Linked DNA regions of Mus musculus: region 1 is linked to region 2. The links are chromatin loops, found by intact Hi-C in ENCODE. Cell type or tissue: heart. All regions are shown on one strand. Each heading gives the region's core, and the rest is flanking DNA. Links, peaks and the distances in the headings are about the cores only. Region 1 overlaps Ccr8 (chemokine (C-C motif) receptor 8). Region 2 overlaps Wdr48 (WD repeat domain 48).

Region 1 (12,446 bases), core at 2,821-10,820, 180 kb before region 2:
ATGATTATCAATTAAACCAGAATAAGTGCATCTAAGAATGGCCAATTCATCTATAGTAGCACACAATATTTGCATTTGTGCGGCAGTATATGGAATAATTATGCTATCAGGCATTTTTCCAAAGTGAGTAATTGAACTTTTTATAACTTTATGGACCATATTTGCCACCATAGTGGGATAATGCTCTATAGTCTTATTAGGGGATATATGTGGATGTATCCATACTATAGGGCCATCTTGCTATAACACAGCAGTTGGCAAATTTATGGTTTGTAATATGCATAGGCACAAAGGCTCTTGCTCATTTATACGATTTAACTGTGTTTTTTGGATAGCTCTTTCTACCCTTTAAACACTGTTTTTGCATATGACCTGTTTGTCCACAATTATAGCAGGTTATTCCTTTTGTTTGCGCCATCAAAACTGCGGCAGCCAGCCCTGCATTCGTAAGGGGTCCTCCTATTTCTCTACAGGCTTTCATCCACGCCTGTAGTCCTTTCCCTTTCCAAGGTGTGATAGCATTTCTGCATTCCTTGGTACATTGCTCATAAACTAATTGTTCAATTAACGGCTTTGCGGCCTCAGAATCACCAAATATGCGTCCGGCTGCTTCTATCATGCAGGCCACAAAGTCAGAGAATGGCTCATTAGCTCCTTGAACAATTTTTGTCAGATTACCAGATACCTCTTCTCGATTAGGCAATCCTTTCCAAGCTTTCACTGCTGCCTGATTAATTTGATCATAGACCTGCACTGGGTATCCTAATTGATTGTTTGTCTATTGACCCTGGCCTGTAAGCATTTCAAAGCTCCATGCTGGTTGCCCTGCAGCAGCATTAGCATGGGCCTGACTCAAACACAGATCATGCCATATAGACTTCCAGTCTAGATACTGTCCCATAGTAAGACATGCCTTTACCACACTCATCCAATCAAAAGGAGTCATGGCATGGTGAGCCAGTCTATCAATTTGGGACTGAGTAAAAGAGGCATTGACTCCATAGGTCCTTACTGACTCTGCTAAATCTTTCAATTGTTTATGCGATATTGGCTCATAATATCGCTGTTGAGCTTGATCCTGAAAAACAGGAAAAGCCTGATATATTTTACGCAACCCTCTAGGAGTACAAAAAGAGTGGCCATTGCCAATTGTTTTCTTTTCTGTATAAGGCAGAGGTGGTGGGGGAGCACTGAGACTCCTCCCTATTGGACCATATCTTTCTGCCTCATACTCTGTAGCAGCCTCTTCCAAATCTTCCTCCTCCCCTGCTGATAATTCCGAGTCCTCCGAGCTAGATAATTCTAGTAATTCAAAGTCCTCGAGAGGAGGGTAAATTGACTTAATTTTTTGATCTTCATTCTTTATATCATCTTTTGAATCTTTATATTTTGGTTTCTTTTCCTTTTCTCTTTTTATATCTCTTCCTTTACTTATTTTTCTGTGTGCTCCTTCCTTTTCATTTCTCTTTGTTTCTGACATGCTTTCCTGGTGCTCCTGCAATATATGCTGCCCCTCTTTAACAGCTGGCTCACATTTCTTGTCCTGAATACAAGCCTTAATCAACTTCCATAGCGGTCTTATTTCTGCTTTCACTTTTCCTTCAGCTTCCTCTCTTGCTATATCTCTCTCTAACTTTTCCCAACTAGGTAGCATCAGTGACCCAGTGGGGGCAAACCAAGGAGCGAGTCTGTCTATCTCCTTTAAGAATCATCTCACTGTACTTTCAGAAATCTTTAAACCTCGTTCTTTGAGCAAGGCTTGCACCGGCCCTACTAACAGCGTAGACTGGCCAGTACCCATGATCGTCCTGGACTAAAGTGTTATCTACGTGAGATTATTCCCAGCAGATACACTCATGTCCAGGGCGGTGAAAATTAAGACAATAACACAATATCAGGACAAGAATGAAAACAAGCAACACAACCCCAGCAACAATCACAGGATCTATTCTGAAAGAAAGCATACCTCTCAGAGACTTACCCTAATTCTCCCACGAAATGCAGTTCTGAATCCTCCCTTTCTTGGGGGTCCTCGCTTGTGCCTTAAGGTGTCTTGTTCCCGGGTTTCGGCACCACTTGTAGACGCCTGACTCACCAGCAAGAAGGAAGCCACAGCAGGATTCTTCTGCACACGTTTATTGGGAGAGCTTGATAGCAAAAGCGAAAGACCCCGAGCCCAAAAACCAGTGCTGCTTATATAGGCCTAGGATAGGCGTGTCTACACCCGATTGGTTATGCTTTCAGTACCTCATTTACATGCCTTGGGCCAGGCAGTGACTCAGCAAAAAACTCTACTGCACATGCGCACATTGGTTATTTACCCATATTCATGGGCGTCAGCTTATTGAAACCAGCACCATCTTGTAATGGCGTTTATTGGCTTCCCACAAGTGTGTGTCACCACACCGGCTGTTTTTTTGTTTGTTTGTTTTTTGTTTTATTTTGTTTTTGTTTTTGTTTTTTCGAGACAGGGTTTCTCTGTTTAGCCTGGCTGTCCTGGAACTCACTTTGTAGACCAGGCTGTCCTCGAACTCAGAAATCTGCCTGCCTCTGCCTCCCGAGTGCTGGAATTTAAGGCGTGTGCCACCACACCTGGCCTTGTTTTTGTTTTTTTATAGAGGGGAAACTGAACCTGAGACCTTCGAACATCAAGTGAGTGCTCTAGCGGTAAGCTTTTAGTCCCAGCCATCTTTTCTTTCTTTCTTTCTTTCTTTCTTTCTTTCTTTCTTTCTTTCTTTCTTTCTTTAAAGATTTATTTAATGTATATGAGTACACTATAGCTGTCTTCAGACACACCAGAAGAGGGCATCAGAGTCCATTACAGATGGTTGTGAACCACCATGTGGTTGCTGGGAATTTAACTCAGGATCTCTGGAAGAGCAATCAGTGCTCTTAACCCCTGAGCCATCTCTCCAGCCATTTTTGCTTTCTATTTTGAGAGGGAAAAAAATTTTTTTCATGAAATTGCTCATACTGAGTCTAACTCATGCTGTAGCCCAGGCAATCCTCCTGCCTCTGTCTCCTGAGTCATAAAAACCCATATATATATATAATTGTTATTGATTATTTGAGATTCTTACACCATGCACCCTGATCATGCTCACCTCCTGCTCTGTCCATGGCTGCCCCTCCCCCATGACTTTCTCCCCCACCCCCCAAAACAGATGAAAGTAAAAAGGAAGAAACAAGCAAACAAAAACCAAGTCCTTTTGGGGTTGTCTATATACTCACCAGAGCATGGTCAAACCCCTAGTGGCCAGCCCCCAAGGGAAGGTGAGTCTCCATCTGCCACCGCCACCACCCCCCAGAAGCCCTCAGCTGTGGAGAGCAAGCTACATTTCAGCATCCTTGTCACTTTGTTTTAGTTCTTGATAGGGCTGCCATTTTGGGGAAGTGGGGTTGGGGTGGAGTCTAGGGGTTGTCACAGAAGGCTTTTATGTTCTGCTTTCTCAACTGTGCTTGGTCTGGTTCAAGGCCTCTGGCTTCTGCTACACCATTAATACTGGGCACCTCGGTGAGCCAGAGTCATGGAGGTCCTGTGGCTATAAGGGCTTGGTGCTAGACTCTAGCTGCTGCTGAGGCTACAGCTCCTGCAGCAGCCCCTTCCCCTCACAGGGAACATGGGATCCCACTGAGACACTCTGAGCCCCTAGCTAAAGGACTTCCAGGTGCCAGGATCTTTCATCTCAGGAAATGAGTTTCCATCAAAGGGATATGGACGGCCATGCATCCTGCCTCCAACCTTCTTCCTTGCTTCCTACCTGGAAATCAGAGAGGCCCCTCTGCAGCTTGTGCTGTTGACCTGGCAAGTTTTATGTCAACTTGACACAAGCTAGTGTCATATGGAATCACAACTGAGAAATGTTGCCTTGGTTCGATTATAGGTTTAGCGTCCTTTCTCCCTCTAAGAAACCAATCAGGGAAAAAACCAAAACAAAACAAAACAAATAAAGATAAGAACCTGGTCAGCAAGCACCTGAAATTCCTAGAGTGCCTCCCATGTTCATAAGGCATCTCAGTGCCTTAGCCTTCAACTAATGACCTCTGCCCACCCTGTGCTGGGGAGCCAGCCCCGACAGGGACAGGTACTGGGGTGGGACACAGCATAGGATGAAGACCAAAGGCTGATGACCCCTGGCCTTTAATTCTCTCTTACTGTTCGGGGGGGCCAGAAGCTCATGGTGTCTGGCAATCAACTCCTACTGATAGAAGCAGGGGATTAAGAAAAGAAACTTAGTTACTTGTGACCTTTACTCCTCAAAGCTATATAAGCCAGAGACAAAGAAAAAGGATAAAGTCAAGCACACACACACACACACACACACACACACACGAGACTGGGCATGACCAACTGTTTCATCAATTTCACAAGTGAACATGCATACATACACTTATACCTATATTCATACGTATGCACATACATATAGACAGACACATACAGATTGTACATAGAGACAGACATATATACAAATATATATATATATATATATATATATATATATATATATATATATACACATACACACACATACATATACATTGGGTGGATGGAGCAGAGCCACACTTTATTTTTTTCTCTCCACATTTATACCTTCTTAGACAGAAGTTCTTTATAAAATTACCTCATAGATAAAATGTTACACAAAAGGGGAGTTACAGAAGGATGTTGATAGTTAAGTTCAAAGCAGTGTTTCACTCTCTAAGCTCATTACAAGTTCAAAGTAACAGTTTCACATGGCCTTGCTTTATCATAGTGCACACCTGTAGCCTCACCCTTGGGCCTGACCTAGAATGAATGTTTTTCCTTTATCACACATCTGTCCCAAGCCAGTTTCTCTTCTTAGTGTAATTGTGAAAGCTCATTGGATTCCTTCTTATGCAGCCTTTACTTACAATTCTAGTGAGGAGCAGGCGCATTCTACTCTTGATTCTAACTTCATTCCATCTTTCTGGCAAAACGACTAAAACCATTTCCTTAAACTTTCTTCTTAAAATTGTTTGAATTAAATCAGGAATTCTATAAAGTCATTAAATCATCTAAACAGCACTAATTCAGAAAAGTTCATCTTCATGTTGATCTGCAGAAAGTTTGCTCAATAGAGTGGGCTGATGCCCTGGAATCATTAGACTGTGTAATGGTGACAGGAAAGGCAGATCAGCAGTGAGATGCAATCCTGAGACGAAGTCTCTGGGATCCATACCTCTCAAAGCACACCCATGGCAGCCATGCAAAATGGTGGGCAATCTCCAGGAAACTGATTTGCTGGCCATAACATTTCCAACATGGCTCGTGCTAACATTGGATATTCCTATCCCCTTCCCCAAAGCCGTACAGCCCTCGATTCACCCCAAATAAAGTTGTTCTGTTTCCCCAAAGCTGATCCTGGAGTGTCGTCATTTCCGTTCATACTCACGAGCCATCTGAAACCCTGTTCGTTGGCTCTGCTCTCTCTTCATCCTCATGGGCTGGTGGCCAATGACCCTGGGAAGAAGGGAGACCCGCAAATACCCCGGATCTGGAGTTACAAGTGACTGTGAGCTGACAGGTAAGTGCTGGGAATTGAACCCGGGTCTTCCAGCAAGAGTGGTAAGCATCTTAACTGCCGCGCAGCCTCTCCACCCACAGTTCTCCCTGGTTCTCATGATCTTCAGGGGCTAGCTTCTCAATCCACCCAGCAAGTACACAACAGCTGGGACCCGGGATGTGGCAATGAGCAAGACAGGCAGGGGATCCCAACTGTACCCCACTGTTGCAAGTGTTTACCTGCTTGCTTGTTAATGTGCATTCAATCACATAGTCCAAATGCGGGTTTGCCAGATGAACCCAAAGCATCAGGGAATTCCAGTTCTTTGCAACTGTGGGCAGCTGGTGGTACCGCTAGACAGTGAACAGCAGGTGGCGATAGAGCACAACTTCCTGGTTCTAACCAATTCCTCACCCGGTTCTAGCTTCATTCCCAGTCCCCTTTAATGGGTAAGGAATTGGAAGCAGCAAACAGTTATATCAGTTACCCCAAGTGTGATAACCAAAAGAAAACAAACAAACGCACAAACAAACAAACAAGTCCTAACCTGTCCGCTGTTTATTTCATCACGTTACTAAGATTTTTCGTTTAAATGTATGAAGGGAGTTGACGGGTTCTGTAAGGATATCAGGCAGCTGTGTGGGCAGGCAGGACAGATGGTCCCTCTGTCTCCGCTCACTCCACCCCCTCTTACCCACGGCCTCTTGGAGTTCAGAGAGCTTACCTGAGGCCAGCTGTAAGGGATGCAGCTGGACCAAGTCAGGTCCTTGCCCCATCAGAAAGCTTAGTGTGACTCAAGATGCCCGAGTGACTCTTGCTAAATAAGAACCATCTGAGCAGGACTCCTGGAAGCTGACAGTCTTGAAAAATGTCGGAGGAAGCCCCTCTCCACTCCCCATGTCTCACACACACTGCAGAGTTGCCTGTCCCACCCCACACAGCATGTTGCCCACTGGGTGCTTGCAAGGTTCAGTCAGAGAAGCATGGAGACTGTGAGGAAGATGGTGGCCTTGCTAGCTGATACAACTGATGAGCTATGAGCCTGTGGCTTCGGCAACATCCTACTCTAAGATTCCAACTTGGCAACCTCTTGCCATAACAATAAATAATTTTATCTTTCCTTAAACTTTTTTTTTGTGTGGGGGGGAACAGGGTCTTCTGTATCCTAGGCTAACCTCAAACTTGCTTTGTAGAAATATTTATTCGGCCAGACATGGTGACTCGTGCTTTTAATCCTAGCACTCTGAAGGCAGAGGTATGTGGAGCTCTGTGAGTTCAAGGCTAGCCTGGACTACACAGTGAGTTCCAGGATAGCTAGGGCTATATAGATAGATCCTGTCTCAAACCCACCTACTTACCTCTCAAAAAGAACACAAAGGAAATTTCATAATAACAAAAGAGGCTATTTGGTTTAAAAACATGCAGAACAATTCTTTATTTGTCCATACTAATAACAGCTTCAGTGGCTGGAGAGATGGCTCAGTGGTTAAGAACACCAACTGCTCTTCCAGAGGTCCTGAGTTCAATTCCCAGCAACCACATGGTGGCTCACAACCATCTGTAGTGGGATCCGATGCCTTCTTCTGGTGTGTCTGAAGACAGCTACAAAGTACTCATATAAATAAAAAAATCTTAAAAAAAAAAACAGCTTCAAAACATACAGTAAAAACAAACAGAATTAAAATGGAAAATAAATAAGCCATAATCAGAGTTGGGTGTTTTGCAGTGCCTCTCCTATCGACTCATGGGATAAACAACCAGGGGGAAATCACCAAGGATTCAGCCTGTGCAGCCGCTCAAAGGGGAAGGTGCCTGGACTCCATCCCTGAGACCCATGCGCTGGGAAGACAGGGCCAACTCTTGCAAGTTGTCCTCTGATCTGATCTCTACACTCATAATAAATCACATTTAAAAAAAAAAAATAAGATAACAGTTGTGCCGGGTGGTGGCGGCACACACTTTTAGTCCCAGTACTTGGGAGTTCGAGGCCAGCTTGGTCAACAAAGTGAGTTCCAGGACAGCCAGGGCTATACAGAGAAACCTTGTCTCAAAAAACCAAAAATAAAAAATAAATAAAAATAAAAATAAAAATAAAAGTTGTTTTAAACAAATAAAGAGTACAAAAGTCTTAGTGGGCAGACATTTTCTTCAGTGATGTGACCAGTGGTAGTTGCTCTTGTTCCTGCAAAACGCTCTTCACCCACAGACCTCTGAAAGCAACCCTCATTAAACTCCCCGATTCACAAAAGCAACAAGATAGCTGCAGAAAGGAAAAAAAAATCAGAAAAAGAGCGAGAACACAGAAGCCTCGAACTGCGTGACTAGCTACCTGCAGAAGCAACCTGTTACCTTCACGGGTGAATGGAAACCATGTCTTGCATCATAAAATAATTCTTGATATATCTTAAAGGAATAAAACCCTATGTGTATGTTCTCTGAGAAGAGTGTAAGTAAATACTGTATGAAGTTGTCGTGGTTTTTTTCTTCTCAATGTTATGAATTCTTCTTTACTTTCCAGAATAATTTGAATTCTTGATATAATAACATTTCTGCTGGTTGTGGTGGTTTAAGTGAGCCCCATAGGCTCATATATTTGCATACTTAGCCCCCAGTTGGTGGTGAAGTGTTGAAAAGGATTAGAAGGTGTGTTGCCTTGTTGAAGAAGCGCTGTCTCTCTGTCTCTCTCTGTCTCTCTGTCTCTCTGTGTCTCTCCTCTGTGTCTCTGTCTCTGTCTCTGTCTCTCTCTCTCTCTCTCTCTCTCTCTCTCTCTCTCTCTCTCCTGGCTGTGGATCAGGATGGAAAGCTCCTAGCTGCTTCTCTCACCATGCCTCCCTGCCTGCCACCCTGCTCCCCGCCATGGTGATAAACCCTCTGAAGCTTTGAACAAGCCCCCAGTTAAATGTCTTCTTCTATAAGTTGCTTTAGCCACGGCGTCTCTTCACAGCAGTAGAACAGTGGCTAAGGCAGGAGTAGACGACTACTTCTCAGACTTCTGGCTAAGACCAAACTTAAAATGTGTAAAATGCACCCCAAGTGAATACTGAGACAATAGACGATTCCAGGAGCCCATATAAAAACCAGGCTCAAAGCAAATAGGTGAAATGAAAATAAAAACAGAAATCAACGAGCAGAGGAGACAGGAAGTCAGCGAGGCCAAAGGCTGGCTCGATGCAGAGATTTAAGCAACAGATAAGTCCTACAAAACTGATCTAGGAGAGGGGAGGGAGGGAGGGGAGGAGGAGACGGGGGTGGGGGGGGGAGCCACAATGATCAGTATCAGGACCAGAAAGGGACACCCTCATACTACAAAAAGATTGTTCAACAAAATTAATTGTCAAGAATTCGTACTCATGTACTTGTGAACTTAAGGAGAATAGCAGAATTTCTTACAAACCACAAGCAGATAAAAAGGCTGAACGCTTCCATTTGGTAATTAAATGCAAATCTTTGTACAGAAGTACCCTGGATTGGTTTATTAATAAGTTGTATCAAACCTTCAAAGAGCAAGTAATGCCATTTTTTCACACAAATACCTTTTTTTTTTTACCATTTCAGAGAATAGATTTTATTTTACTCTATTCTATGTGTATAAGTGTTTTGCCTGCAGTTATGTATGCTCCCTATATGTGTTCCTAGAGTCCACAGAACCAGACGGGGACGCCAGATCCCCTGAAACTGGAGTTGCAGATGGTTTGAACCACCATGTGGGTGCTGAGAACTGGGTCCAGTTCTCTTTTTTTTTTTCTTTTTTTTTTTCCTAAGATTTATTTATTATTATATCTAAGTACGCTGTAGCTATCTTCAGACGCACCAGAAGAGGGCGTCAGATCTCATTATGGATGGTTGTGAGCCACCATGTGGTTGCTGGGATTTGAACTCAGGACCTTCGGAAGAGCAGTCGGTGCTCTTAACCACTGAGCCATCTCTCCAGCCCCTGGGTCCAGTTCTCAGAGTAAGAACAAGTGCCTTTAGCTGCAGAGCCATCTCCTCAGCTCCTGAGAGTAGGAGTATTTGTCAATACACTTTAGGAAACCAAACCAGGACGGATCATTATAAATGAGAAAAACTACAAGATATTATTTGTCATAGACACAAGCACAAAAATCCCAAAACTAGGAGGTCACATTTTTCAAGGAAGAAAACCATGTATTCTATCTCTTTTAAAGTAGGATGGTGCTGGTCCAGCGTTCAGGAGGCTGAGGCAACAAGGTTGAGAGTTCAAAGCCAGACTGGGCTCCATAGTGAGACTCTGTTTCTGTAAACCAGAAGTGGGAAAAGGAGGGGAAGGGAGACGTGAGTGGGGGGAGGGGAGAAGATTGGGGCCAGGAAGGGCAATGCAGGTGGAGTCTGCCTGCCCTGCACACTCCCCTTACAAGATGTCATCCAGGGTGGAAGAATGGGAAGATCGCTGGTTCGAGGACAGCTGCCTTTCCAACGCCCCCACGGGCATTTGTCTCCCTAAGTAGAGGAAGATGTGGCTGCAGCTCTTTTGAAACACATCCATGAGGTGTTTCTTAAACTTCTCTCCTATGAACGCGTAGATGACGGGGTTCACGCAGCAGTGGGTAAAAGAGATGACCTCTGTGACATGGATGGCCAGAGCCAGCCTCTGCCTCGTGGCACATCCATCCAAGATGTGCAGGTCGTGCAGGGACGTGAGGAAAAGGGCCACGTTGAATGGGACCCAGAAGAGTAAAGACACAATGACTACGGTGAGCACCAGCTTGATGGCTCTGGTCCTGTTGTGGTTCAGGCAGCCCCGCAGCTGCTGCAGGATCCTGACATAGCAGAACAGGAGGATGGCAAAGGGGAGCAGCAGACCCAAGGCGTTGATTTCAAAGTGGGTAAAGAGCTTCCACCTCAAAGACTGCTCTTCATAAAACTGGAAACATTGTAGCATGCCGTCTTCAGAGGCCACTTGGTAAAAAACCATCAAGGGGATGGTGGCTGTGACAGCAGCCAGCCACACTGTCAGACTCAGGGCTGTGCCCACGCTGGCCGTCCTCACCTTGATGGCATAGACAGCGTGGACAATAGCCAGATACCTGTCCACACTCATTAGGGTGATGAAGAACATACTGCTGAAAAAACCAATGTAATAAAGGCCAGAGACCACCTTACACATCGCAGTCCCAAACACCCACTGGTCCAGCAGGTTGTGGGTCTGAAAAGGAATAGAGAGGACAAAGAGCAGGTCGGATGCGGCCAGGTTCAGGAGGTAGATATCTGTGATGCTCCTCAGTTTCTTGCAGCCCACGAGGACTAAGATGACCAGGCTGTTCCCCAGAAGGCCCAGCACAAACAAGACGCAGTACAAGATGGCCAGATACAGCATGCTGCCCCTGAGGAGGAACTCTGCGTCACAGGGGGCGGTGAAGAAATCAGGGTAGTAGTCGGTCATCGTGACGTTGGGCTCCATCGTGTAATCCATCGAGGCAGGAAGACCTGGTCAAGCAGGCACGTGAGAGGTGCTGAGGGCTGTATTCACAGATTGAAGCCCTTAAACACCTCCCCTTTCTCCCTGCGGCTCAATGTCAGGGTGTTAGTGTGCGGCAAGCGCTCTCCCATCAAGCTGTTCTCCCTAGACCTTGCTTCCTTCATACAAGGTCTCACTAAGTGGTTTGGGCTGGTATGGAACTTGCTACATAGCCCAGACTACTCATGATCCTCCTGCCTCAGCCTTCTCAGTGGAGGTATTACAGATCTGTACCACCTTGCTTGGCCTCTCTCTCTCTCTCTCTCTCCCCCACCCCCCCATTGTAATTAGTCAATTTTGGTATTTTTAGATAGTCTCACTATATAGCCCTAGTTGTCCTGGAACTTACTATATAGACCAAGCTGACCTCAAACTCCCAGAGATTCACCTGCCTCTGCTTCCCAGGTGCTGGGATGAAAAGCACGCGCCACTCTGCCTGGTTTCTCTTTCATTTTATGGATCCACAAACAAAATACAGGCCAGGTGTGTTGATACACATCTTTAGTCCCAGCACTTGGGAGGCAGAAGAGGGTGGCTCTCTGAGTTTGAGGCTAGCTTGGTCTACAGAGTGGGTTCCAGGACAGCCAGGGCTACACAGAGAAGCCCTGTCTCAAACAAACAAAGTATATATGTATTCAACAGACAACATTTGCTTACTCATTCCTATGCTGCATATATGATGTCTCATTTTGTATTTTGCTTCGGATGTATCCTATGATATTCTTGAATTTAGTTCATTCACTCATTGCTTCCATAACCCCCCCCCCTCAAAACGATTTAAAGTGCAATAGGAAAAAAAAATGATCCCAATTCCTCTCAAAACGAGAAGCACCGGGTTCGCCAGAGGTAAGCCTGGTAAAGGCTGGAATTCAGTCGTGTCAAACACTGGGGCTGAGGGGATATCTCCGTAAGCGAGGTGCTTGCTAAGCAACCATGGAGACCTCAGTTCAAACCCCTAAACCCATGCGTGGCAGTGTGTGCTCGCAATGCCCACGCAGGGGAGGCAGAGACAGGCAGAGCTCCGTGGCCCTGGCCAGCCTGGCCTGCTTGGTGAGCACAAAGCGAGGGGAGAGCGCCTGAAACATAGCACCAAGGCTGGCCTCTGACCTCCTGTACATGCGCACACTCACATATTCTCACACACACACACACACACACACACACACACACACCACGAAATAAAACATTACAGGGCCTGGGGGCACAGCACATGCTTAGGACCCGAGCCAGGTCCTAGGTCCCGTTCCCCACACCCCACACAATGCAGAGTCTAAGACTCCATTGACAGACATACAAGGAGGTGGGATTGAATGGAAGTTTTCTGTGGAGAAAGGATGATCGCCAGAAAATGCTGTCTTGTCTAATTTTTTTACTCCTGTGAGAGCTTTCAGCCCTTTCTGTGTCCTGGAGAACAAGGGACATGCTCCTATCAGCCACCAAGAGAC
Region 2 (12,446 bases), core at 2,746-10,745:
GGGCAGGGACTGCTATGATGATGATATTTGATTCCTGCCTCTGGCAGTCAGATTAACCACACTGGCAAAGAGAGAGAAAGTGCCACCAGAGACAGGGCCTGGAGGCAGGCATCTGGAACAGGGCAGGGTGTGTGTGTGTGTGTGTGTGTGTGTGTGTGTGTGTGTGTGTGTGTGTGTGTGTGTGTGTGTGTGTGTGTGTGTGAATCTCACCTTGGCCCTTCATTATTAACATTTACTGCAGCAGGCATCAAGTATCTCAGGGAACTGATACTCTTAATGACAACTGCTCATGTTTGTTTGGGCAGCATTTCCTAGCAAGGGGGTTGGTTTATTAAGCAATGTCTTTCTCATCCATACCTGAATAGTGTGCGACCTCCAGCTTCTCCAAAGATCACCGGGGTGTGTGGGGGCACTTGGAAATAACCATTTCCCTTCTGGACTCTGCTCTCCTGTCCCCCACTCACTAAGAAAGATAGGCAGGCTGTTAGTGCTGAGACCACAGCTTCTGAACACTGATCACACAGGCTGGGAACACTCTAACATCTTAAAAACAAAAACTCCTGGGGCTGGAGTGGTTGTTCAGTGGTTAGGGCACTGGCTGCTCTTCTAGAGGACCTGGGTTTGGTTCCCAATACCACACAGTGGCTTACAGCCATCTGTAACCCTACTAGTTCCCAGGGATCCAACACACTTCCTGGCCTCCTTGGGCACTGGGCACGTAAGTGTTGCCCCATATATACAGGCAGGAAAACTGATATCCATTTAAATCAAACCCTGTTCCTCAGTCAGTGTTAGAAAGTTAGGTGGAGGAAGCTGGAGTGAAGGCTCTCCAGATGAAGAGGGCCAAGGGCCCTCAGAGGACCTGAGTTCAGTTCCTAGCTTTCTAGGTCCAGGAGATCTGACACCCTTGTGTGGCCTTCACTTGTATCCCCACGTAATTGGCATATACATAATTTTTTTTTAATATTAAAAAAAGTAATAAAGGTGTAAAACAAGTAAGAACTAAATTCTCGAAAAAAGAATGTGGTGTTTTTTTATATATAAGGGCAGAGAATCTAATCAGAGGTTCAGTAGACTGCCCACTGTGAAACATAGCCCCCTTTGGAGGGCTTCACTAAGAGTAAATGTAGCTGACCCGGTGCCTGAGTCACGCGCACAGCCAGGCCCCAGCTCCCTGAACCTGAGCACAATGGCACCAGCTAGCATGTGGGTGTGTTTACATCAACCGGGACAGAGCCTGGACTATAAGAGACTTTTCTCAAAAGGAGGAGAAAAGGAAGGGAAACTGCTCGTATAACCATGTGTCTTAAATGTCCTGTGCAGAGGTAGCTGCTTCTGTTTGTTCTGAGTATCAAACAGATATGGGGTTTCTTTTATCTGTAAGGGCCATGTTACAACTCCTGCAAGCTGTCTCCATGCACTGGATGCTCTCACTCAGATGCAGGAGAGAGACAATTAACCAGACATACCACAGGCTATGCCAGACTTCAGCACACTATGTTAGTATCCCTTGGCCCATGCAACTGCCACTTTTCTGAGCAAACACACACTGACCATGGTTCACTTCATTCTCTTCTTCATCCATGGGAGTCACATGTGTCCTGGGCCAGTATTCCAGCAGTGCCTGTAGTAGAAGTCCTCCTAAGTTCACTGTGGGTTAAGAGGAGAAATGGGAGAATTTGTTAGCTCCAACCTAAGACAGGAAGTTGTCAGTGTTCACTATCCGACCGGGCAGGGGTGGCTATGAACAGGGCAGTTATGGACACTTGAAGGCAGAGGTGCTTCTCAGGATGGGGATTACATGTGAGGCCTTAAAGAAGCTATACACACAGGCTGTTAAACTGTTCAAACTGTTAGACATTGTCTTTTCTTTGTGAGTTCAGCCTGGCCTTTGACTCATCTTCTTTCTTCCTACTCTCAAGTGAGAGGCATGTGCTACCATACTGGGGTACACATACTGTGGGAGTTTGACTAGGATGTCCCCTCGTGCTCCCCCCAGACCCATGTATTTGAATGCCTGGCCAATAGGGAGTGGAACTAGTAGGAGGTGTGGCCTTGTTAGAAGAGTTAGTCATTGTGGAAGTAGGCTTTGACGCTTCCTATGTACAAGGTATACCCAGTGTGACACACACAGTCTCTCCTTGCTGCCTGTGGATCAAGATGTAGAACCCTCCATTCCTCCAGTACCATGTCTGCCTGCATGCTGACATAATAATGGTCTAAACCTCTGATACTATAAGCCAGCCCCAATGAAATGTTTTCCTTTGTAAGAGCTGACATGGTCTCTTCACAGCAATGAAACCTTAACTTCTTGGTGTTTGATCTCAGAACTGAAGCTGCAGAGGAAACGCTCTCCTGCTGTTCAGCAGTCAGGCTTCTTTATCCTTCTTGTGCAGACAGGGGTTTTACATTGTAGCTAAGGCTGTCCTGAACTCATGGCAGTTACCCAACCTAAGCCTCCTAAGGGCTGGGATTACAGGCATGAGCCACTATGTCTGGCTTAAGCAATTCTTTAAAACAAAATAACAGGATGTTATTCACAGATATACTCCCCTAAAGCCAGCAACCTTGTATTTGTACACATGTTGGATTGTTACACACCAAATTCTTAGAAGAGTGCTTAGTGAGATACAGTGTCAGGATGTGCTTGGGCAGTGGTGATGTACATCTTTAAACCCAGAACTCAGCCCAGCACTCGGGAGGCAGAGGCAGGTGGATTTCGGAGTTCAAGGCCAGCCTGGTCTACAGAGTGAGTTCCTGGACAGCTAGGACTACACAGAGAAACCCTGTCTTGAAGCAAAACAAACAAACAAACAAACAAACAAACGACAGTAAGAGTCATGATGTGGGGAGCACTTCCAAAGATGACCAGCCACCTTCTTTAATTGAAGACACTTAACTCACGTTTTGGGTCTGACCCATCAGGACTGCTAAAGCCAGCATCTTTCGCAGAAACCCAGGCAGCGAAGCAGTCACTCTCATCCAGGGTAATGGTCAGCATCTGTTGGAGGCACAGTGTCAGCAGCTCGCTCTCCCTCCCCTCCTCTCCAGCACCTGACCCTGCAGCATCCGTACACCAGACTAAGGCTAAGCCGTGCCTCCTGGGATTCAGCTACAGCTTGCTTTACTCAAGTGCCAGGCTTAAATGACAGCAGAGTAAGATGGCAAAGCAACTGCACATATCACATTTAAACACAGCGAATTCCTTAAGAATAATCAGGACATGGAGGGGATCTTCAACTATCCAAAATCACATAAATACTGATTGCCTAACTCACCCCTGTTTTTAGGTCTACTGAGAACCAATTTGGAACATACACCATTTTAAATCTTTTCTTAATTTCATCTTCAAAGTCCACTTTGCCCAAATCTTCCACTTTGCATGCCTGCGTAAGAAAGCACAATGGTCAGGATGAAGTAAGGAACCAACTGGCTGAAACTTCATTCTTCCAAATTTCACATTTGCTTAAATAATTCTAAAATATACTTCAAAAATATCATAGCTAACTTCTTTTATTCTAAGGCTTTCACATAACTACCTGCTAGCAAACTATTAAATTAGTGAGGGGAGGGATGGCTCAGTGGTTAAGAGCACTTGTTGCTTCTGCAGAGGAAATGGGTTCAGCTGCAGTGGCCACCAGCCTCATAACCATCCACTTACTCCAGGTTCAGGAATCTGGTGCCCTCTTCTTATCTCCCTGGCACCAGGCACAGGTATGATGCACAGACATATGTGCAGGCAAATGCTCATACACATAAAGAAAAAAAACCGCTTCATCTTTTTAAAACTGAAAACAATCTTTTCTAGGGGATGTGGCTGTAATTTAATTTTTCTAATACTAAGTTTCTAACACTCAGCTAGAAGCACCATCAAGTAAATTTCAAAACAAAAGGGAGAAAAGTAACCAAGAAACATGGTTAGAAGGGCTTGCTTATCGAGCGCTAAGTTTCTTTCGGACAACAGCTGGTTCAGGGACTAACGGAGAGCTTTCCTCTCCTGACCACCTTAATACTTCTATGGCTGGAGGGATGGCTCAGTGGTTAAGAACACTTATTCTTGCAGAAGACCCAAATTTAATTCCCAGTACAATACTATATGGTGGCTCAGAACTATATAATTTCAGTTCCAGGGAATCTAATTACCTCTTCTGACCTATGTAGGTACCTGGTAAACACATGCATGAAGGCAAAACAGGCATACATACACAATTTAAACAATCCTTAAAAAAAAAAAAAGACTTCTGAACACCTCTCATTCTAAAAATGTAGTACTTCCCCAAAACCTTAAACATCTTAAGCATCTTTGGTGCTAGGGTAGTTTCCACTTATAGCTCTTTAGTGCTGAACACCAACACAGTTTCTCCCTAGTGCTCAGTTCAACACTAGCATGGCTTTTAGTACCCCAGTAATCTCCTCACAGGTAAACATGACCTCTCCCGCATCCTATAGCTCCATAATGTCCCAAGGAAAGCATACACCACTGTAACATACCCAAATCACAGGAGACGCCCATTTCCCGAAGCTTATGACATTTACTGCACCACACACATATTCCTTGGTCCTAGCTGGCACCCCCAGACCATTTTCCCCTAACTCTCTGGAAACCCAAGCCCTGCTCCATTCAAATGCAGTCACAGATGGCATATTGCCCCTCAGATCTCCATTGTATCTGTCACCATAAAATCACTGTCTCCAGCCACAATTGGACCATTACTGCTACCTGGAAGTGTGCGTGCATGTGAATACGTAAGCAAGCCTAGACAGAAACTCCCTTTTTTCCTCCTCCCAGAGGGGTTGGGGGGAAAGGTGCCCTCTGGTTATGTTCGGGTCTTCCCTGGGAGACTTACATACTGACAGTCCCCACTCCAATGGATTCCTCTTAGGAATAGTCAAACAGTTTCAAATTCTTCCACCCTAAACACACCTGAGCGCGCGCGCACACACACACACACAGCCCACAGAGTAAAAACAGCCTCTCCTTGGATCTTGCTCCTAACCCTTTCCCAACTACCCCCCCTCTCTACCTAACTCCTGTAATCCAGTGACTTCAAGACAGTTTCTTTCTTCATTGCCGTTAACACTGAACCCACTGGCTCCTGCCTGCAGGGCTCGTGCCAGAGTCCACTCTCATGGCTCTCATTAACTCAGCTCCTTTCTGAAACCCTCACTTGTCCTTGAGCTGTCACTGGCTTCTGGTTTTCTTACCCATCTTTATCACTCACACACTGGTGGCCTCCTCCTAAAATCCTTGACAAGAATGATGGCTCAGTTTACCCTCTTCCTAGTCCTGCTTCTTGGAAATCCTGACAATCCTCAAGACATCATCTGTAATGCCCACGCTGAGGGCTGCTGTGTGTTTATAGCCTGCACAGGTGTCCACCTAGCAAGATAAACTCACATGCACCATTTTCCTGATAGCTGGGCTGTCGTCGTCTGCCTCTATCACTTCAGTCCACAACAGAAGCGCAGGACTCATCCTCACGCCTTCCTCTCCTTCACAGTCTCCGTTGTCTTTCTTTTGTTTCCCACCCATCTCGTTGTAGCAGATTCCTATATGCTGAGCCCTGTGTTGCATGGTTCTGAAATATGTCCTTGACATCACCAGAGAATGGGTTCCCCTCATTTCTGGGTTGAGGCCACAGGTTTCGGTAAGTCCAGCAGGTCATGTGGCTACAGACTAGAACACAGTTCTGCCCTCTCCTTCATGTCCCCAAACTTCCTTGACTTCTTCTTTACCCTGTTAGGCTTATTATACCAGATCATGTGACCTCAGGACTTTCAAGGTTCATATCCAGACATGGGAAGCCGTTTTTTGTAGAGATGACAACCATGACACACATACCCTGGAGCCTCACCAAATAGAACTCTATCCCATTCAGACAGCAGGGTTCTACTGAGTGCAGCTAACAGAGCAAGACCAGGGAACAGGACCACAGGCAGCCCCAGCCTGCTAGTTTAACTAGAGACACAGCATGGCAAGACTCTTGGGTACCGTGGAGACACTCAGTGATGGGGAGGGCGCAGTCTGGGAAGAGTCAAGCAGTTTTGCTGATGGTTAGGGCTTTTCTGGATCCTCCCAGTTACCATGGGACCCTTTTGTAAAAGAAAGGACAGGACAGAATGGCTCTCCTTACACTCAGTGAATGATCCAGCCTAAATGCCCATAGCATAATGATGAGAACCTTCCAAAATAAAGCAGTGTTCGATATGATTTGTAATACAGTGGCCAGGGAAATGGTTTACATGCTTAAAAAGGTTAGCTACTACCATACATACCATCCTATATCCAAAAATATCCACCTCCAAATAAAGTATTACTGTAAATAAATATTATCATGTACAGAGGAGGAAAACTAAGGGAAACAGAGGACACAACAGGCACTCACCTTCAATACATCCCAGTACGCCACATTGTTATTCGTATCTTTGGTTAATATGTGTCGCTTGTCATTTAGGATGTGGCACTGAATAATACTAGCGCCCCCTAAAGGAGGAAAAAAAAAACAACTGGCAAAAGACAAAAAGACTGGGGGGGAGGGTATGGGGGACTTTTGGGATAGCATTGGAAATGTAATTGAGGAAAATATGTAATAAAAAATATTAAAGAAAAAAGAAAAAAGAAAAAAAGACTAGTACTCCTCACTGTCACGGAGTTGGTTCTCCCCTCCCCTTCTCTGTTTACGTGGGTTTTGGGGAGAGGAGCGGAGCTGTGCGGACTGAGCAGCAAGTGCTGAGCCAGCCTGCCAGCCTGGCCTCTACTCCAGCCTTCCCTTCCTCTGCACCTCCTCAACCGTGTCTTATCCGGAGGTGGCTAAGTGCTCCAGATCAATGTGTCAGGCAGGATTCTAGTCCTAAGTGCAAACGTTAAACGCAACTCCACCCCCTTTTAAAGCTGACATCTGGCTTGTGCCCAGACAAGATTAAAGATATTTTACCCTGGCTACTGTGTTGTAGGGTAGAATATGAACAAGAGACTAGTGTCACAATACACAGTTATAAAGGCAGCCCTTTTGTATACCGAATGCAAAAGGTGTCCTGTCCTGTTTGCAGCAAACAGCTGAAGACAGTGCATCAGACACAGGCGGACACACAGAGCACCAAGGTTCTCACTCACTCAGAAAGCAACCCTTAGGTCTGGGAGAACGGACCTCATCGCTATACATGCATGTACTGAAGCACCCCATGCAAGCCCTCATCTGTACCACCAATAGCCATTAATTAAAAAAAAAAAAATCAATCAAAAACTCATTTCTTGTGACTGCTGGTAGGTGGCCTGTGGGCCCCACACTCCTGTGCATATGGACAGCACTGATGGGACCCAGTCGGTTATTTAAAAATCACTCATGAAGGTAGGAGGGGACATGCTGAGGAGGTGTGAAGGGACCAGAAGAGATGACCTGGGAATAGGTATGATGATGACGACGCGCGATACACATGGCAGAAGCAGTCAAAGAATACATCAAACACGTTCTTAAAAACCCTTCTCATCTCTTACCATCATTTTCTTGTGCTAAAAGCAAGCACAGGTTACTGGGCTTTTGTCTATAGCAGCACTGCATTTAAAGAAAGGCCGCCACTTTGAAAGTCATCATGCTCATTAACTGTAACCTCATTAAAGTCTGCTTGCCTGGGGCCTTCTTACCTTTAATAACTTGGTCGGGCTGTGTGCAGAGGGGCGTTATGGGGTTTGTACAATCATTGTCATAATCACCAGAGGCTCGAAAATTATGAATTCCCTTCAGTGTCTAAAGGAACAAAATTAATAATTTCAGCATTTTATGTTCTCCAGGCTTGTCAAGAGTTGAGAATGTTATAGCTGTAGAACTAGTAAATGTTGAGTTATCACAGGTACATGAGACATACCCAATCACAGCAGGAAGCCACTGAGTCAACCAGCAAGAAATCCCCAACAAGTCTTAAGGAGAGAATGTTGAGCTTTCTTAAAAAGAAAAACTTACAACTATCCCCAAACAAACAAAGAGCAAACCCACAAGGCTCTGTGGTACTCTGAATGAGAATGGCTCTCACAGGCTCATATATTTGAATTTTTGAAAGATTAAGAGGTGTCATTTTGTAGGAACAAAAGTGTCACTGAGGGGCACCTTGTGACTTTAAAAGCTTATGCCAGGCCCACACTCTGCCTGCCTGCAACTTCTGGACCAGCTGTGAGCTCTGAGCTACTGCCCCAGCGCCATACCTGTCTGCCACTACATTCCCCACCATGATGGTCATGGACTAATCTCCTGATTAGTACCCAATTCAATGCTTTCTGTTGTAAAGTGCCTTCACGTTTTATCACAGCAACAGAACAGTAACTAAGACAGCCCTAAAGCAAGGCACTATTCCAGTTAAGATTGTAACTGACAGACACAAAGGCACTCACAGAAGTTGTGAAGCTGACCTGCACACAAACCCTCCCTCCCCCTAGCTCCCAGAGTCAGCAACATAAGAAAGCTGAGCTCCTTAAGTAAGGAGCTGGTGCTATGAGGACCTAACTGCCCAATCTATATCTACTGACCCTGCTTTCCACAACTTGGAGAAAGGCAGGAAGTCAGAAGCCAGCCTCCTGTTCTATTACCTTCAGAAAAATGGGTATGTGGACTGTCTGCTTCATTCTTTTTGTGTGTTTAACAGAAACAGTGTCTTGCTATGTAGCTCAGGCTGACCTTGAACATGCAGCACTCCCATCTGTCAGTCTCCCAGGCAGGAGTCCAGCTGGACTGCCTATTCTCAGGTGCAGTATTTTAAGGTCAGAAGCTGTCTGACACTGACTGGTTTAGTCAGGCAGCACTGTTCTAAGTACATCAAGCACATATCCTAGCTGGTAACAAAGAAAAAGCAGCTTCATTTTGCCCACCAATGTCAGGGTTACTCCCACTCTTGGGATTACACCTGCATTCCCATGGGAATGTGGATGGGGCCACAATGAACCTCTGCTGCTGGTACCTGGCATGTCTGAGATAGCAAGCCAACCATGTCTACGGACTTGTCACAAGCACGGTCATGCACTTACCCACTTATTTACTGTGGACTTTGTTGTTGCAACCCAGATTGCAGGAGGGGGATCTGCTGATCTGTCAAGTTCCATCTAAAAACCAAACACAAAAGTCTTCTTTGTCAAGGGCTGATAACTGAGCTGTTGGCCCAGAGGTGAATTATTAGCACGTGAAACATCAAGGTACATCACTCCTTTGTCAACACCTGTACACCACCTGCACCAGGCTTGCAGCAGTAAGCTGTAGACGCACAGGGAAAGCAGTCACCAAAGGAGTCGCGTCTTGCAGAATTGGAGAGGCTGAATGGTAGGTGAGCACCCTCCCACCAGAAAGCTACTTGCAGCTGCTCCTGTGTATGTGCACGTGTGCAGCTGGCTCACAGTTTTAAATGAGGTTAACTGTTGAGACCTAAGCGGGCACAGCCAAAAGGACAAGGACTTTCTGAAACAAAAGCAGCATTCTGCTTCTGCTATTCTAGTTTTTACTCTGTGTGTGTGTCTGTGCACTTTTCTGAGATAGGTTCTTGCTGTGCCTTTGAAGTTAGCCTTTGGTGGCCACCATGCTTAGCTTACATTCTTAATGAGGAAATAAATTTCTTCCTTTTTTTGAGAATGCTTATAGAAAAAAAAATCCTAATACAGTGGATATGAAGTTAGCCCACCCCTGGGGGATAGGCTCCCAGGATCACATCACCACATGCCCTCTGGTCCTTTCAAAATGCTGTACATTGAATGTAAGACATATATTTATGCTCGAATGGAACCACTCTTCTTCTAACATCAGGAGACTGCAGCTAGAGTGGCATTTCTTGACTCTTGGCTACCAGGAATTCTCAGTGATTGTCTTCAACATATAGGTACCCGGGGCTGCCTGCTTTATATTGCCATCCACAGCCAAGAGCTGCCAGCACCTGCAGTGCTCACATGACCAAGTCTCTTCCATGGCTGCTTCCTCTGTGTCCCTGGCAGATGCTTCCCATCTGTCCTGACTCCCCCAGGTCTGCTGGGAGGCAGTGTGTTTGCACTCTGATGCAACTGGCTCTCCTCCTTCAGGAGACCTCCCATTCCTCAGTGCTGAGGCGGAGGCCTTAACACTGACACCTTTTTTTTTTTTTTTTTTTGGCTTTTCGAGACAGGGTTTCTCTGTGTAGCCCTGCTGTCCTGGAACTTACTCTGTAGACCAGGCTGGCCTCGAACTCAGAAATCCACCTGCCTCTGCCTCCTGAATGCTAGGATTAAAGGCGTGCGCTTATCTGTTCACTGACACCCTAACTGCTCGTGTTCTTCCCTGAGCAGGGCAGAAGAGCCAGGCAAACTCTGCAGCATGCCTGACAGCATCACTAGAATTTATCAACAGGAAGTTATCCATGCCCCAGAGAGGTACTTCAGATATCACAACGTGTCTACACCAAGACTCTCCCTACCCTGTTGAGGACAGAGGGTCTTCTTGACCCCATTATCTGGTTCATATTTACTGCAGATTCTGCTGTACATACCCAAAGCTCACAACCTCAGTTGGGAAACTCAAAAACTCAACACACCTTGAGAACTGGTGCTTTTTCTTCACAAATCAGTACCCGAATGTCAGGGTTCCTTAGGTCTGTGCAGTAGATTTTCCTGTCTCGTCCTCCAGAATATACATGTGTAAAGGCATCGTTGACCTGTAGGGCCCAAACACCTTCATCATGGACTCGGTATGTTGCTATACATCTCTGCTGGCCAAGGGACCACAGGCGAATGGTCCCGTCAGAACTCCCAGAGAGGCACTGTGAACAAAGGAAATAAGGTGAGGTGCTTCTGGGAGCAAGCCAGTCTGAGATGAGCAAACCCAACAGGTGTGCTCCAGCAGGGGACACCAGAGCCAACATGCCCTTGTCCTCTCTATCCAGCTGCCTGCTGGTTCTGTAAACACTAATGATGAGCTATGTATGGAAGATCGATTACTGAGGTAGGCAGAGTCTGAAAGCAGCTGAAGATAATAAGGTGGTTGTGATCTCAGAACTAGCATCTTCTCTAAGAACTTAGTAAAACCATAAACTCTTAGGCCCCATCCAGACCTAAGCAGGCAAAAGTATAGCAGGGTTAACCAACAGGTCCAGCAGGCTCCTGGGCAACTCCCATGGTCTCGGTCTGATGGCACTGCTCTGGGCCAGTGAGCCTGTCAAACTGTAGAGAGGTTTAATGAAATGAGCAGACTAGAAAGCTTCCTCACAGACTGTTAGGAGCACTGGAAATTTAATCCCCTCTTTTAACTAGCTCACAAGAGAAGAACTGACCCAACCTGGGTGTGCGGGGGCCGGGACATGGGACAGGCCCAAGGAGGGGCTCTCTATGTAGAAGATACTCCTCTGAGGTGGCAACACTCTTAGGAAAGCTCCAATCCTTCATCCTAGAACATATGTCTACAGAGAGCAAGGTCTGGCCAAGATAGTGTTATGAAAGTCCACATAGCTTAATACTGTGCAACAGTTAAGGACCAGATGCAGACTGCACAGCTACAAGCAGGGAGAAAGCAAAGACGCAGACCAGGTTACTACTGGAGAAGTTGCCTGATGCTGGGATCTCAGACCCCTAAGATAGGTTTGGGATTTGAGTGAACAGAAAAACCCTGTGGGTGGCAGATAACTGCATCTTAAGATCCAACAGGTAGCTTTTAGAACTGAGCCCTGTTGCCATCAAGGCTTAGAGCAAATGCAGTTGATTTTGAGGGCTTTGCATCTGATAGTTAAATCACCTCACACAGACGCACATTACAACTCAAAGAAATGACGCAGACTACAGTGGACAGGAAGAGCATTAGGCTTCTGAGACCACTGCTAGAGACTTAAACTTCATAAAACATAGCGACAGACAACAAAACTGCCTGTGGAATTTGAGTAGGAGTGTCCCCATAGACTCCCATATTTGAATGGATGGCCCACAAGGAGTGGCACTACTAGGAGGTGTGGCCTTGCTGGAGGAAGTGTGCCACTTGTGGGGGCGGGCTTTGGGGGGTCTTCTATGCAGTGGAACACAGACTCTTACTGCTGCCTGCAGATTAAGATGTAGAACTCTCAGTTCCTTCTCTAGCACCACATCTGCCTGTACAGAGGCCAAGAGAGAACTGGATGCTCCTAGAGTTGGAGTTACAGAAGGTTATAAACTCCAGACCCATGTGAGGGAACAGAACTCCAGTGCTCTGCAAGAACAACAGTGCTCCTACCTGAGCCACAATTTAGTATACTAAACACTGAAAATTAGGATGTAAACCACACATGTATCTTATGGTTCAAATCATCGTCCCCAGCCATGCCTAGAGGGCAGAAGCTGAGTCTGCACACGGCCCTTACCTGTGTGCCGTCCCTGTGCAGCAGCAAGGCCTTCACATTGTCCGTATGTCCTTTCAGCTTCATGAGTTTCGCGCAGGTTCTTGGATCCCACACTCTCAGAACCTGCCAGTTTTTACAGAGTA

What was found. A loop is a pair of places that touch in the nucleus more often than their neighbours do. Peaks named below come from ENCODE experiments on the same cell type or tissue, not always from the same donor. Only the 100,000 strongest peaks of a DNase experiment are listed, where the experiment ranks them.
Region 1: a loop joins it to region 2, with 6 times the contacts of the local background. A loop is called at or near these places in 2 of 42 quality-filtered maps.

Annotation. Positions count from the first base shown.
Region 1 is chr9:120,092,331-120,104,776 of GRCm38, reverse strand. It overlaps Ccr8 (chemokine (C-C motif) receptor 8), which reads right to left. Exons shown (of 2, transcript NM_007720.2): 2 at 9,871-10,970. The coding sequence starts at 10,956. The coding sequence ends at 9,895. Among named protein-coding and RNA genes, the nearest start is that of Ccr8, 6.4 kb to the right of the region's middle. In heart, for the core only: a CTCF peak has its summit at 5,884 (motif pointing right); no DNase peak of the experiment used is centred there.
Region 2 is chr9:119,907,666-119,920,111 of GRCm38, reverse strand. It overlaps Wdr48 (WD repeat domain 48), which reads right to left. Exons shown (of 19, transcript NM_026236.3): 7 at 12,325-12,426; 8 at 10,537-10,761; 9 at 9,014-9,088; 10 at 7,643-7,745; 11 at 6,387-6,484; 12 at 3,279-3,386; 13 at 2,905-3,001; 14 at 1,555-1,650; 15 at 358-463. Among named protein-coding and RNA genes, the nearest start is that of Gm2449, 19 kb to the right of the region's middle. In heart, for the core only: a CTCF peak has its summit at 6,499 (motif pointing left); no DNase peak of the experiment used is centred there.